3 separate regions of the Homo sapiens genome follow, and regions 2 and 3 are each linked to region 1. The links are chromatin contacts, found by Hi-C or POLR2A ChIA-PET in ENCODE. All regions are on one chromosome and are shown on one strand. Each heading gives the region's core, a stretch centred on a gene start or an enhancer-like site at or near the end of the contact. The rest is flanking DNA. Distances are from core to core; before and after follow the strand shown.

The links. Hi-C counts contacts between places; a loop is a spot of excess contacts on that map. ChIA-PET counts read pairs that join two places held with the same protein, here RNA polymerase II (POLR2A). Pooled maps may share reads with other maps.
Region 2: a pooled map shows a loop between it and region 1 (10-fold over the local background). The contact joins the promoter of SYNDIG1 here to the enhancer-like site in region 1. A Hi-C loop is called at or near these places in 1 of 50 pooled maps. POLR2A ChIA-PET finds 5 or more read pairs at or near these places in 2 of 52 experiments (activated T-cell and naive thymus-derived CD8-positive, alpha-beta T cell).
Region 3: a map with no recorded cell type shows a loop between it and region 1 (5-fold over the local background). The contact joins the promoter of LINC02967 here to the enhancer-like site in region 1. A Hi-C loop is called at or near these places in 1 of 168 maps with a recorded cell type or tissue (CD8-positive, alpha-beta T cell), 2 of 37 single-sample maps with no recorded cell type and 1 of 50 pooled maps. POLR2A ChIA-PET finds 5 or more read pairs at or near these places in 1 of 52 experiments (activated CD8-positive, alpha-beta memory T cell).

The regions. Positions count from the first base shown.
Region 1 is chr20:24,672,365-24,675,434 of GRCh38, reverse strand. No RefSeq gene overlaps it. Among named protein-coding and RNA genes, the nearest start is that of SYNDIG1, 200 kb to the right of the region's middle. Within about 2 kb of position 1,619, at least 4 of the 41 ENCODE cell types and tissues checked have a DNase peak (open chromatin) inside an H3K27ac peak, as active enhancers do.
Region 2 is chr20:24,468,254-24,471,190 of GRCh38, reverse strand. SYNDIG1 (synapse differentiation inducing 1) reads right to left here and starts at 1,562. Exons shown (of 4, transcript NM_024893.3): 1 at 1,438-1,562.
Region 3 is chr20:24,916,883-24,919,840 of GRCh38, reverse strand. LINC02967 (long intergenic non-protein coding RNA 2967) reads right to left here and starts at 1,277. Exons shown (of 3, transcript XR_001754563.2): 1 at 1-1,277. RefSeq lists enhancers at 707-1,340, 1,607-1,676 and a silencer at 1,397-1,456.

The sequences.
Region 1 (3,070 bases), core at 370-2,869:
CTAAGCCGCCTGGTCTGTGATGTTCGTTACGGCAGCCCTGGCAAAGCCACACAGGCAACTCCTCAAGAGGCCACTCTCCAGACGGGTGTGTTTTGGGTGTTTGGCCTCCTGGGGAGCTACTCGTACCTGAACTCTGACTCTGGCCTGTTGTGGACCAGCTCTGCCATCAGGCAAAGTACTGGTTCTCTGAGCCTCTGTTTCCCCATCTGTAGAGTGGGAAGGTTAAAACCCATATCCCCCTTGAGGGCTGTGGTGGGGCTTCAAAGGGAGAGCTTGTGATGGTGTCTGCTACACACTGGCAGTGCAGGGGCCCTCCAGACACACGGGCTGCCTTCCCTTTCTGGGACCAATCACCTTCCCCTCCAGAGAGAAGACCTGAGTTTCATCTTCCCAAGCTCAAAATATAATCTGATTGATTCTACCCAGCTGAGTGGTGGGGACCAAGAATCCCAATCAAGGGCAGTGGAGAGGGCGGGCAAGGCCTTCTCAGTCCCAGAACCTCACACCTGGAAAACTGGGAAGGCCACACCTCCATTTCCTTTGCAAACTAGCGGCCAGCAAAGCTAACTATGCCAGAAGGTGCGTGTGTGGAGTGGAGTGTGTAGCAGTTGAGACCACCAATCTGGGATTCGGGCGGAGCTGGAGCAAAGCTGAGATTTGTACCAGCTGTGTGACCTGGGACAATTTATTTCCTAACCTCTTTGAGCCTTGGCCTTCCATCTGGGACATGGGGATCACGAGGATACAGACCCCTGAGACCACCGTACAGATGAAGATGACATCATAGAATGCTCCATGATTGGCAGAACCCTCCCTCCGCACCATGCCCCTCTATCAGTGCCCCTCATCCTCAATGTGAGAATGGGCATGATGGGTCTGAAAAGGGAGAACCCCAGGCTGATTCTTCCTCTGCCAGCGCCCTACTGTCAAGATGATCTTCTCGGCCCATTAGAAACAAGGCCCTGCCTTACGTACCCTGCCATAGGCAATGCTCAACAGTGGCCATCTGAGTGACTGAAGGAGAGCGCTGTGGCCGCTCACTGATCCCCTTTAGGAAGGGAGACCATCGCCCAGGTGTGGGGGTCCTGGGGAGCACCTCCATCTCTCCCAAAGCTGACAGAGCTGCGTAGGCAGGAACCCGCCCCCACACAAGCACCACAGATATGTGCACATGGGGCCAGATGCAGCATTTGCAAAGTGTTGATGGAAGCCTGAGAACTGGAAGAGTGTCCCAGGAAGCTGGAAGAATGAATGAGTCTCCCTCAAGGTTGCTACTCTGGCCTGAGCAGCACCTCCCACCACAAACACATGCTCTTGGACTTGGGTGGTCTACGGCCTTGACCCCTTCCCTAGGCCCCTGCCCCTGCATTGAGGGCGCGGTGCCCATGGCCTTGGTTCTGCCCCTGCACTGTCTCCAGTGAGGTTGTGCACTTCTCCAGCTCTGCCCCCTTCCTCATCTTTGTTTCCCAAGGGCCCACTGTAGCCCTTGTACACAATAGGTGCTCAGCAATGCTTGTGAAACTGTCCTGGCATTCACAAGGGGGCATGGAATGCCTGCCCCGTGCATTGCACCTCTGGCTTTATTCCACAGTGATGCTGAGTGACTCAGAATGAACAAACCTGCAGATAACTAAATGAAAGCCCAAACCTCCCCTACAGCCTCTGATAGGCCTTGTCCAACCTCTTTTCAAATGCAGTCCTCTCCTAATTCATGTAGAAGGAGCAGAAGGAACCATACTTTTTCTGTGAGCAGTCGTGCTCTGTGGGTCTGATTTCTTGCCCACAGCTTGCACAATGCAGAGCACATGGTTCCCAGCCTCATCTAGACCACCATCCCGGAAAGGATGGCAAGGCTGCTGGTGATGCCTGTGCCCCACCCGGTTAGACCCTGGTCCTCGCCCACAGCGGAGTAGCTGGGAAGGAGGCTCACCCACCACCCAGGAGACTTGAGTCCCCACCTACCATGACCTGGCTGACTTGGGCTCATTCCTCTCCTGTGGGGCCTGTCTCTGTCCTCTGTGGATAAGACCCACAGCCCTTTCTGGATCAGAGGATTTCTGGGACTCAGTGACTGAGCGGCCCTGAAAGCTTTCTCTACAAAGCCCCAGGCCACCTCCAGTGGGAGGCAGTGGCCATTTCACTGCTCCTGTTTGATGGGAATCAGCACACTGCTGGTGAAGGCAGGTGGAAGTGTGCACCAGGCAGCTGAAGTGATGTTCGACTCCACAGGCTTCTTGCAGGGCTCAGAGGAGGGGGTGGCTCCCTTGTTCCCTTTCTCCACTTTCCCTTCCTCTCTTCAGCTAAACTATGATAGGGGTGTTCAGGGAAGTCCTTTCATAGGTCTGTGAGTGGATTCCAAGCTTACTTGGCAGGTTCCATCTGGATGGTGACTAATTCAGAGCCACTTTTCAAAATGTGAATGTTTGTGTTGTGAGTAACCAACCCGGGTGGAATAGTGCAGGGATTCTCAGCATTGCTGAGGTTTGGGGTCAGCTAGCTCTCTTTGTGGGGGTTGTCCTGGGCATTGTAGGATGTTGAGCAGCATCCCTGACTCTATCCATAAGAGGGGTAGTTGTGATAACCAAAAATGTCTCCCCAAACATTCACAAGTATCTCCCAGGAGTGGGTACAAAGCTGACACCGGTTGCTGATTCTATTTGCTGTCAGACCTCTGTTATCCCCGAGCATGGATGGCTCACCCAGGCCCCCGGCTGCATATTCTCCAGGCCTTTGCCTTCCACGTCAACCACTGCAGTCACCACTTTCTTGTGAACTGGACTCAGATGAAGCCTTGGGGTGGGGGTTGTGGGGAGGTCCCTTTCATGCCTGAAAGGCTGCACCTGCTCCGGGGGAAGCCACACATCAGGGCAGGGCATTTGGAAGAAGCCTGACATCCCCAGCTTCTCTCCTGGTGCAAATCATCCTGGTACCACATACTCCCCAAAGGGGATGCTCAGTGCAGGGGTGAACACAGCCTGCACTGAGACCCTCTTTGCTGGGGTCTCAGCGGGACGAGACTCAGGGAGTGCTGTGGCCATCTTGCAACCGTGATTATGGGGCACTGGCCTCA
Region 2 (2,937 bases), core at 313-2,812, 200 kb after region 1:
CCTAGCACGGAGAAGTTGGCCGGCTCTGGGGGCTATGAGGCTGCTCACCCCACAGGCGCAGGTCTACGCAGCACACACACCACCTCCTTCTTTGGACTCAGACCAAACACGCTGGGCTGTAGGAGGGAGACGGACAGATACACGGACTCGCGCGCGCACGCCTCACCAACTGATTCCAACCAGAAAACGGAGCCACTGTGTAACGCCCAGCCCCCCTCCCCTCGACACCCCCAATCAGCCAAGCCTTCGGCCGGTGTCTGCTGCACTAAACACCAGGACGTGGCCAGGGAAGGCGCAGGCATCGGTCCGAGCCAGGAGCGCCGCGGCGCCAGCGCATCTGACGTCGCAGGAGGACTGTGCGCACCTGAAGTCTGGGTGCCAAGCGCCCAAGCCTCTGCGTGCAACGAAACCCCCAAAGGAAAACAGGACTACCAGAAGACCCCTTCCTCTCGTCTTTCAGAAACGCCAAGCGGCCCCTCTGGCCGCCTCCTCAAAGCTCGGCTGCCAGAGCCACTCTAGTAGGGTCTTGCAAAAAGCGCATAGGGACAAAGCCCCTTCCCTAAGAAAAGTGCCCAACTCATCCAGTGAGCCATTCCTTCCTCCTCACTGCCCAGAGAGTGCACATGAAGAGGCAGAAATCACGACTAGGAAAAAGCGAGATTCAAATTGGAACCAAAAAAGCGTATGTGCTCGCTCCCATCTCGGCGCCAGGGCTGTGGCTCCCAGGGCTGCAGGCTGTCGCGGCTGCCAGGGGCCAGACAGCTTTTGAAGGCAGGTCTTGTCCTGGCTAGAGGAAAGAGGCTCCAGGAGTCTCTGCTTCCGCCACGGTCGCCCGTCGGGATTCCCCATCCCAAGCGCGCTTGCACCTTGCCTGCCGCTCCGCTCGGAGAATTAGTCTGTTTCCCTTCCTACTCCCAAACAGACCTAGGTCCCCAGCTCCGTGGCCGCCCGGCTCACCAGCCCTGGCTGGTCTCCTTCGGGTCACTCCGAGGGGCAGCCCGAACCCGCAGAGCCTTGGCCCGCCGCGCGCCCTCATGGCCCTGCTGGGCAGCCTGGCTCCGCTACGCTCTCAGTTCTCGGTCTCACCAGCTCCCATCGAATTCGCACAGCAGCCCCTTCGCGTCTCCCGGGGTGGCAAGGCACCAAGGTGCAGCCCAGGCCAGCATCGACCCCTTCCTGGGCATTTTCTCTGCCGGCTCAGCTCCCCCTCCCGCCCTGCGACCCCGTGTCTCCCAAGTCTCGTCGCGGCGACCACCCGGACTTACCGCGGGCGCCACGCCGCCGCCGGGTCTGCGCGCTCCGAGGCGGAGCCAGGACTAGGACACCCGCCAGCGCAGGGCAGCCTCCAGCTCCCGCCGCCAGCTCGCGGCCCCTGCCGCGACCCCGCCCACTGCGGGCCCCTCCGCCCGCCCCCGCGGCCGGGAGGTCTGGACTTACCTCCGGGACAAGGTGACCCGGCAAGTGCGCCCAAGCGGCCGCCCGCGACTCTCCCGAGCGAGCGAGCGTGCGGGGCGGTGCGGCGCCCGCCTCTGCTCCTCCGCTGCCAGGCTCTCTCCTCCTCTGCCCTCCCCTCAGCGCCGCTCTGCTCCCCACGCCTCTCCCCGCCCTGCGCTCTCCGCCTGCGCCCCCGGCTGCCCCGAGCGCCGGGCGCGGGGCAGCGGCGGCAGCCCGAGCGGCGGGGAGTCGGGAGCTGCGGCGCCGGGGCGGAGCCCAACCCTCTCGGCCCCCGGGAGAGGAAGGGGTGCGGGGAGACTCTCGTCGCGCTCGCCTGGCCGGCAGGCTGGGCGAGGGGCGCCCTGGGGCGAGCCGCTCCTCTTCGCTTGCCGAGCCTGCCGACGCGCGTGCTGGAGGCAGCGGGCGCGGGCCCCGGGGGAGGAGGGCAGGGAAGAGAAGGAGGGCGCAGCCCGCGCGAAGGTGGCCACCAACTTTGGCCCAGACCAGGGAGGCCCTAGCGGGGGATCGCGTCCAGATGGTGGCCCGCGGCCAGTGTCTGACAATGTGAGGGCCACAGAGGCTGGGGGCGGGGGATAGCTGCGGGGGACTAGGAGGACAGGAATTTGCTGCCCGACTAGAGGAAGGGATGGCTCCCCTCGGTCCTAAAGGCCTCCCCAGGCTGCGGTTCGGTTTTGAGGTTAAAAATGACCCAATTTATGGATCCGGCGAATGTTCAAGTCCTGACCAGCTAAGCCCTGGAGGAGCAAGCGGGCGCGGAGTTCAGACTCCAGAGACCCCCTCAGCCCTGAGCCAGCCTGTTGTTGGCCCATGGCGGGCCCGCCCCAGTTGGAATTGGAAGGAAACTAGGGCGGTGGTAAGACAGTCTGCGTTCTAGGAGCGGAGGAGGTGGTGTTTGCAGTGTAGATTTCATAGAGAATCAACTCTGAAAAAAAGATTTACCAGAAAGGGGGTCAAAAGTTATTTAGAAAAGCATCTGTGCGCCCCCGTTTCAACACTAGGCAGAGGCCCCAGTCCTGCCACCCGCAGGCTGGTACACTGGTGGTCAGAGAAGGTTAAGCTCCAGAGTTCCATGGCTCCCAACCTTCCTAGAGCCCTCCCTCCTGCCTGGTAACCCACCATTGCGCTGCGTCTTGCCCAGGTGTCCTGGTGGGCAGGGGCAGGAGTTAAAGGTGGTGCCAGGAACAAGAGGTCCTTCCTATATTCCTTTCAGGGGACGTGGCTTCTAGGGAGCCTCCGCAGCCCAAAGAGAATGCTGAAATGCAGAGTGCCAGAAGGAGGCATTTGAAGGAGGCGCGGATGAGTGGAACCAGTACTATCACCTGAATTCCATCCCCGTCTTCATGTCTGCAGCCCCGCGAGACACACCTGATGTTTCTTCCTTTAGGTCCCCAGAGCTGCAAGGCTGTGGTCTGGAACACTCAGAAACGGGCACTGTTCATTTCTCCCATCTAGCAGAACTTCTCAACTTGGAAGAACATGCCA
Region 3 (2,958 bases), core at 28-2,527, 240 kb before region 1:
GAGCTGGCCGGAGTCCCCCGCAGGGATGCTCCACAGGGCAGGCCTAAGCTGCCTAAGGGGCTGACTCGACCATCCAGTAATCACCTCGCTTCCCGGTCAGGGAACCAAGAAATGTAGCAGGATGAGCCGCAGACAAAACTCCTCAGACCCGGATTAAAGAAGGAAGAGAAGGAAGAGGTTTTTATTCGGCTGGTAGCATCGGCAGACTCAAGTCTTAAGAGCTGAGCTCCCCGAAAAAGAAATTCCTAGCCCTTTTAAGGGCTTACAACTCTAAGGGGTCCACGTGAAAGGGTCATGATAGATCAAGTAAGTGTGAGGAACGTGACTAGGGGCTACATACATCAGCTAACAGAACAAAAAGTTTTGCAGTGCTTTCTCATACAATGTCTGGAATTTACAGATAACACCAGTAGTTTTGGTCAGGGGTTAATATTATTATTATTGTTTTAACCACCAGGGCCAGGTGGCGGCGCCAAGGTCGTCTAGCTATTTATCTTACTTCTGTTTCTTTCCAACTTTTTGCTTTCTCCCTTTTCTACTGTCTTATAAACTAGGGAAAAGGGGAGGTGGGGAAGCTGGGAAGGACAACAGGAGAAGTGGTGGTCTCATTCCATAAGAACACTTAAGATCCTATGTAGCAATGTTCAAGCAGGTGTACACTGTCACTAACTAGAGTCACCACGTTGTACAACAGATCTCTTGAACCAGCTGTGTCTTCATTGAATCCTATCATTTTACAGACAAGGAAACGGGCATGCAGAGAGCAAGAAGTTGCCAGAAGTTACGCAAGGCTGGGGATCAGGCCCCGGCAGCATGGTCCTGGCTCCTGGGTCCTCAAGGCTGTCCGCCTTGTGGGCAAGGACCACTCAGGCCCCTGCTGGGCCCAGGCCTGGGATTGAGTGACCCGTGAACTCTGCCTGCAGACGCCAACTTGCCAGTGGGGTGGGGGTGGCCTCTGGCTGTGGCCTGCGTGTGCCAGGAGACAGAAGGGCATCGCTGATCCAGGAGTGTGCACAAAGTGTGCAGGGCAGGAGTGAGGTGGTCTCAGGAGTCTCATGTGTGCATGAGAGAGACTTTTTCTGTGCAAAAACAATGTATGAAAGAAACACAAAACCTCCTGGGGCAGATTTCCAGAGAAAGAGAGGAGTCAGGGGGAGGTGGCGTTCACTACCTTTCTGTTCTGTTTGCACTCGACTTCTAAAAGTCAGTGGTGGTTTTCTTGCTGCTGGGCTGGAAGATCTTTTTCGGTCTGTGTTTCTCCATGAAGAATGCAATTCAATTTCTCCAGACTGTTGCGAGCCGAAGGAGAGCGTCGGCCACAGGGTGGCGCTGTGATCCCAGCCATGAGCACGGCCCGGCCTGAGCGCATTTTCCAGCTTTCCGTAGGCCCCGGCTGGCTTCCCTCTTCAGCTGTGAGACCTTGGCAGCGCCCCCGCCCCCCTCCCCTGTGCCGGGACCTGCCCCAGTCCCTAGCCTGCTCCGCAGCGGCGGTGGGGACCTCAGTCGCCCTGAGCCCTTTCCGGGAAAATGCAATTTGGGGCATGAGACAGGGCCTCTAAACCGCAAGGCCTTCTGCGATTTCAGTTATGAGTCCGTGGGGAAAATCCTGCAAATAAATCTCCCAGGCTTGGCAGGCCCCTCACCCACCCACCGGGCCTCTGGCGTGGAGAATCTCGGCGTTTGGGGGTTGGAGGGTTCCACTTAACTTAGCTGCACGGGTCACTGCAAAGCTTAGTCCTGGAGCCACCATCCCTTCCATCATTCTCAGACCTTCTGAGGCCAGGGATCGGGACCACGTGGTGGGGGCCTGTGGCCACCAGGTCTGGGATGCTAGCTGGGGGATCCGAGGGTGGGGCCTGGCATCATGGAAGGCTCTTCCTTCACATATCTGGAGTGGCGCTGGCTGCTGGCTGGATCTCGGTGGGCTGGGGTGGGAACGCCTCCACGTGGCCTGCCTGGTGGCCACCTGGGCTTCCTCACAGCCTGGTGGCCGGGCTCTGAGCATGAGAGTTCCCTGGAGCAGCAAGTGGAAGTCATCCTTTTTTATGACTTAGCCTCGAAAGTCACCTAGTATCACTTTTGCCAGAATTGCAGACCCGCTCAGATTCAAGAGATGGGAAACCAAGCAGACCCCACCTCTTGGTGGGACAGTGTCAGGTCCTATCACCAGAAAGCAGATGGGAGGGACGTACTGGTGTGGCACCTTTGGAACGTCATCTGCTCAAGTGTGTCCAGAGAGAATTAAAGTCTAAGCCTCCCAGGAGGGCTCTCGGTTCTTCGGAGAAATGCCATTTCCAGCCTCTCTAGCCCTCACCATTCCCCACTTGCTGGCCACTGGCAACTCTCACCCCTGATACTGACCCAGCCACAGAGCTGCTGCTCACCTGTGTCAGCTGCAGCTCCTCCATGCTGAAAAACAAAGCCAACCAAAACTGGAGAACCCAACTGGAATGGTTTTAAACAGTAAAGGGATTTCTGAAACTCCTACCTGGAGAATCTAGCAGTAAGTGAGCTTCATGAACCTGCGCAGGGGCCGCCTGCTTCCCGCAATGCTGGGCACAGCTGGGGCAGTGGAGACTGTGGTCCTGCAGTGCCCGGTGCAGGAGGGGCCGGCCCATTCCAGCTCATGCAGCGATTCTTCTTGGCCCACTTTGGTTCAGTTGCTTTAGAGGTGGGCAGGGATGGAAGGTGGCTCAGTCAGCGTCTTGTGAAAGACTTATGTTCTATCATTGTGGGAGAAAAGTATCTACCCCTCTCTCTGTCCCACTTTCCCTCCCATGGATATGTATGAAGCTGTGTGTAGCCCCTAAGCTGCTGACAGCCTTTTTGGTACACAGGGGCAGCCAGGCTCAGGAGAAGCTGGAAGGGGGAGAATTGTAGAGACTCAGTCATGACAAACCCCTAGATCGAGCCCACCCTGAAACTCACTTACCACTAGATTTTCCAGGTAGGAGTTCC